Regions from separate parts of the Homo sapiens genome. Here region 1 is linked to region 2. The links are chromatin loops, found by intact Hi-C in ENCODE. Cell type or tissue: IMR-90. All regions are shown on one strand. Links, peaks and the distances in the headings refer to the core of each region. The heading gives the core; the rest is flanking DNA.

The links. Peaks named below come from ENCODE experiments on the same cell type or tissue, not always from the same donor. Only the 100,000 strongest peaks of a DNase experiment are listed, where the experiment ranks them.
Region 1: a loop joins it to region 2, with 23 times the contacts of the local background. A loop is called at or near these places in 1 of 110 quality-filtered maps.

What each region holds. Positions count from the first base shown.
Region 1 is chr9:109,034,871-109,037,791 of GRCh38, reverse strand. It overlaps TMEM245 (transmembrane protein 245), which reads left to right. Exons shown (of 18, transcript NM_032012.4): 16 at 1,412-1,586. Among named protein-coding and RNA genes, the nearest start is that of MIR32, 10 kb to the left of the region's middle. RefSeq lists an enhancer at 795-1,994. In IMR-90, for the core only: no CTCF peak of the experiment used is centred there; a DNase peak (open chromatin) is centred at 1,581; H3K27ac peaks cover 1,704 bases.
Region 2 is chr9:109,347,937-109,350,857 of GRCh38, reverse strand. No RefSeq gene overlaps it. Among named protein-coding and RNA genes, the nearest start is that of EPB41L4B, 28 kb to the right of the region's middle. In IMR-90, for the core only: no CTCF peak of the experiment used is centred there; a DNase peak (open chromatin) is centred at 1,297.

The DNA of each region.
Region 1 (2,921 bases), core at 289-2,788, 310 kb after region 2:
ATTAGTCTGTTCTCTCACTGCTATAAAGAAATACCTGAGATTAGGTAATTTATAAAGAAGAGGTTTAATTGGCTCACGGTTCTGCAGGCTGTACAAGAAGCATAGTGGCTCCTGCTTTGGGGGAGGCCTCAGGAAACTTATAATAGTGGTGGAAAGTAAGGGGGAAGCAGGCATGTCTTACATGGCTGGAGCAGGAGGAAGAGAGGGGAGAGGTGCTACCACAGTTTTAAACAACCAGATCTCACGATAACTCATTCATTCACTATCATGAGAACAGCACCTAGGGGTGAAATCCACCCGCCATGATCCAGTCACCTCTCACCAGGTTTTACCTCCAACATTGGGGATTACAATTTGACATGGGATTTTGGTGGGGACACAGATCCAAACCCGTATCAGTTGCCCTACATGTTTGTTCAATGAATGAATGTTCTAGCACTTAGCATAACACCTAGGACATAATTGGCTCTCAGTAACGTTTGAATTGAACTGATTGGCAGGGAGCAACTTGTTGTCAAAATAGCTTTGTCCATGAGGGATTACATCCCAGGGCAAGATGAATGCTTCTGAGGGCACATAAGCTGCCTCCATACCTCTTAAGATCTGTTGTGGTGCTTCTTCTACTTTTCCTTCCTTTATTTCTATGGCTGCTTGTTTTCCTAAATATCTCTGCCTTCCACATTTGCCTCTACCACATCCCCCCCTTTCCCTATTTGTCTGTGCTTCCTTCTACATTGTCAAGTTCATTCACGTTCTTCTCTACTGTGATGTCCACAAACCTACCCTCTGACCTGCAAGCACCCTGTGAGGCGGGATGGTAGACTTGTCATATAGATGAGAGACCAGTTTTCCAAGGTCATGTACCTGGCTTCTGGTAGGACCAGAACTAGAAACTACATTTGCTTTACTCTTAACTTGGAGAGAAGCCAGATGGAGGAAGAGTGCTTGAACATACTGCTCTGGAAGGGAATGACCTTGAAGCAGGGTCCTTCAACTCAGGATTTTTTCTGTTTATTTTTATTATGCTGAGGTTTAGAAACTAATTTCTGATTGGGCTTTGGACTCAGTACAAGTTTTGACACATGTTCTGTAGGTGTATTTATAGGACCGTATATTAACTATTGATTGATAGTAGCAACTACAGAACCCTTGAATTTTATTGCTTAAGAAGAGATCCATAAATAAGACACACACTTAGAAAGATTTTTAGTATCACATTTTAAGATATTGAGCCTTTACTTAGCTAGAAAATTCAGTTAGATAGGGCATATCATTTCCCTAATATTTGAGTTTGTGAGTATTTAACTTGTTTTGTTGGAAGTTGTTGAGGAGGAGCTACTGCTTAGATTCTTTTGCTTTGTTAGTGTTTTGCTGATGATGTTAAGTTGTTTTTCTTTTACTCTTTTTTCAGCATTAGCAGCAATCCTTGGAGCAGTGCCATTCCTGGGGACATACTGGGCAGCAGTACCTGCAGTTCTTGACCTGTGGCTGACACAAGGGTTAGGATGCAAGGCCATTTTACTGTTGATTTTTCATCTCTTGCCAACATACTTTGTAGATACTGCAATCTACTCTGACATATCAGGGTAAGTAAGCCACAGAATTTCTTATTAGTGAATCATCCAGGCATTTCCGTTTTTTTTTTTTTAAAGGAGGATTTTTTTCTCCTGGGGGTATACAAAAGAACTGGTAGTAGGAATTTTCAGTGAAATAGCCTTTTGTGTTCCCACAAATGAAATTTTCATTGAAAATAGTATTGTTTACAAGGCATGATATTTTGGGGTTTTTTTTTTTTTTTTTGGTTGTTGTTGCCCCAGAGTTCCAGAGCAACTTTTTTTTTTTTTTTTTTTTGAGACAATATCTCTTTCACTCAGACTGCTAGAGTGCAGGGTGCAGTCATGGCTCATGGCAGCCTTGAACCTTGAACTCCTAGGCTCAAGCAGTCCTCCTGCCTTGAACTTCCCAAGGCACTAGGATTACGGGAATGAACCACCATGCCCAGCCAATATTTTCTTATTACATATGTAATATTTATAATATATATGATGTCCTGGGTTAAAACCAAATTGTGAATAATTTTCTCTTGATTTAGTGACATTTAACCTAGAAAAGAATTATGACCAGATGTACATCAAATATTTTAAGTACAGTGAACAGTTAATGATTATTTTTATCTCTTCTTTGGTTTTGGAGAAAATGTTGTTAGATTGTATGTCTGAGGATATCCATGTGAAACCAAATCTCAGCAAGTTAATTTCTGGCAAGCAGAGCTCTCTAAAGATATAATTGGAATGGTTCTATGATAAATACAGGTTAAATCTAAGTCAGAATCAACACTTTAGCCATATAATACAATAAATAAATGTCTGTTTTTATAGGTTTTGACATCTCTTTTAGAAATTGCATTAAGTATATCAAGCCAGTTCTCAGTCACATTAAAACTTGAGAGAGAAAATTAAAAAGCTGAACATCATAGTGTGGTTAACTAGTGTGTCACAGTTGACATTTGAGCAGGAATAAGTATGATTAATACTTAAGTGCTTTTATTTCTTTAAACTTTGCTGTAAATTTTATATTAAGGTTTACAGCTGGAATTAAAGAAACACTGTCTTTTTTTTTTTTTTTTTTTTTTTTTGAGACAGAGTCTCCCTCTATCACCCAGGCTGGAGTGCAGTGGTGCAATCTCGCCTCACTGCAACCTTCGCCTCCCAGGTTCAAGCCATTCTCCTGCCTCAGCCTCCTGAGTAGCTGGGATTACAGGCGTGCACCACCACACCCGGCTAATTTTTGTATTTTTACTAGAGATGGGATTTCACCATGTTGATCAGGCTGATCTTGAACTCCTGACCTCAAGTGATCCGCCTGCCTTGGCCTCCCAAACTGCTGGGATTACAGGCATGAGCCACGATGCCCGGCCTAAA
Region 2 (2,921 bases), core at 113-2,612:
GGACTTAGGAGCAAAATGAAAGTAACCAAGGAAAGAGTAAGTAAACTTGAAAATAGTGCTATAGAAATTATATAACATGAAGAAAAAGATAAACGTTTTTTAAAAAAGGAACAGAGTCTATCAATCTGACTCTACCAGACTATTAGATAATATCATCATAATAAGTCTATCATATATGTAATTATAATATCAACATACATGTCTAACACATTTGTAATTGGAATCCCAAAAAGAAAATAAAGATAATTGAGCAGGAAAAAAAATTGAAAAAATAATGACTGAAATATTCCTAAATTTGATTTAAAACATGAATTTACAAAGCTGGGCATGGTGGCCCATGTCTACAGTCCCAACTATTCAGGAGGTTGAAGTGGGAGGATCTCTTGAGGCCAGGAATTCAAGGCTGCAGTGAGCTATGATCACGCCTGTGAGAATCCACTGCACTCCAGCCTGAGCAACATAGTAAGATTCTGTCCCAAAAAAATAAATAAATGAAAACAGGCATTTACGGAGTCATAATTAATACACTCCCCTTGCTCACTGTTACCACAGCTTTACCCATGGGGCAGAGATATTATAGTTAGTGCTCACCAGGTACCTATGAGCTTCCCTGGATTTCTCAGCCTCTGCTGAAGTTAGCTTCGGCCGACTATGTGGTCAGTTCTACCCAATGGACTATGAGCAGGAGTGATGGGTGCTACTTCTGGGTCAAGGCAGTTAATAGCCAATGTACTTCCTCCATCTCTCCTTAGCCCACTGTGACAGCACTGTGTTCCATATGGTGTGGTTATACGAAGGAAGAAATCCTCCTAACCTATACTGGACTTTGCATTGGCCAAAAAAAACCAAAAAACAAAAACAAAAAACAAAACAAAAAAAAACCTTTTTTTGTGAAAAGCCACTGAGACTTGGGGATAGGGGTTTTCTGTTGCAGCACCTGCCATTAATTACACTACTATACCCATTCAATTATAGGTCTGTGTTGCTAATCTCTTTCATTAGAATACGATCTATTTGAGGTCACTGGCAGGTGTTCATCTAATAACTCCAGCACCAGTCCCTGTAGAGCCTGGAATATGAAGTGTGCTTATTAAATGTGTGTTGAATGAATTACAAGTGAATGAATCATTCTGCCTGATGTTTCAAGACCTCAAGTAAACACTTACTAGAAACCCAAGGAATTCAAAAATTTCTAGAGCTGGAATTTGAACCCAGAATCTTCTAACTCCAAGCCAAGGGCTTTTTGCACATTATCATTGTGGATAAATGATGGGAACTGTGAATCACCTCCAATGTGTGGCAATTCAGCAGACAGGCAGCCTGTGTGTAGCTTTCTAGGACAATTATTCTGGAAAGTCATTTCTGGGAAAGGGCCCAAGAATCTACACACAGCAGAGGAGAAAGACTTCTTTAAACATTGACTGCTGCTGTTGATCTGGTCTTGAAGCTCTGAAAGCAACACAAGTCAGAATCCTCCTTGGGGACAGAAGAGCATCTGTCTTTTCAAAAATTTAGACATTCCTGTTAAACAATTTCTTGGGAATTAACAAGGAGGAAATTGAGCAGGGAAATTCTTAAAATCCCACAATTAGGCTCGAAAAGTCAATGCGAGTTCAGGGTGGGGAAACATTTTGTGAGAGCTTATGTGAATGTCTGAATTGACTGAAAACTCAGGAATAATACAGATAAATTACTTTGCTATCATCAGTGAGAGGAGTCTACTGCATGCCAGGTACAGAACTATATATATATTATCCTTTCTTGCTCCTTTTAATAAAGTGGTAAAGTATGTAATTCTGTTCCCACTTGGCAGGTAAAGGAAATGGGTTCAGGTGGGGCATGGTGGCCGACACCTGTAATCCCAGAGCTTTGGCAGGTGGAGGCAGGAGGATCGCTTGAGGCCAGGAGTTTGAGACCAGCCTGGGCAACATAGAAAGACCCCATCTCTATAAAAAATTTTTTTCTAATTAGGAAAAAAAAAAAAAAAGAAAATGGATTCAGAGTAGTTGTGAAACTTGCTAAAGATTACACAACTAGGAAATGGTTGCTATAAGATTCAAACTCAGGTGTCTTGGACTCCAGAGCCCATGCTCTAGGCTTTTAAATCTGGCCAATGCTGTGGCCAATGCAATTCTTTTATTTGAAAGTCTCAGAAACCCAGGAACTGGTTTAGACAATGGGACTTTATTGGTTCGCAGAATCCAAGAAGGACTGAATGACAATCCACTGGAAAGGCCATGCTATCCTGAGCTTTTGGAGCAACTGCCACCAGATGCCTGAATGCTGCAGCAGTCCCTCTTCACCCATTTCTCTGCTCCTCTCATCCACACCTTGCTCAGCTCCTACCAGGAAAGAGGGTTTGATTTGCTTCCTTCCAGTTTCAGAACTCCCCAGGCAGACATTTAATTGCACAGCTTTGGTCAGATGCCTCTTCTATAGAAATCCATCTGGCTGGGATCATGGGTCATCTAAAAACAAGTCCTCTCCCTGTTTTGTTTTGTTTTGTTTTGTTTTTGAGACAGGGTCTCGTTCCGTCACCCAGGCTGGAGTGCAGTAGCACCAACACAGCTCTCAGCAGCCTCGACCTACTGGGCTCAAGCAATCCTCCTTCCTCAGCCTCCTAAGTAGCTGGGACCACAGGTGCATGCCAACATTCCCAGCTAATTAAAAAAAAAATTGTACAGACAGGGTCTCACCGTGTTGCCCAGGCTGGTCTCCAATTCCTGGGCTCAAGCAACCCTCCCGCCTTAGCCTCCCAAAGTGCTGGGATTTCAGGCATGAACGACCTTGTACGGCCTGGAACAGGATCAGTGTTTAAAAAACCAAAATGATCAAAGGAACTAGAAACACTTAGCTTGAAGGAGAGGATACTCAGGAGGACATTCCTGTTATCTTCAAACATTTGAAGGACCAGCGTGAGG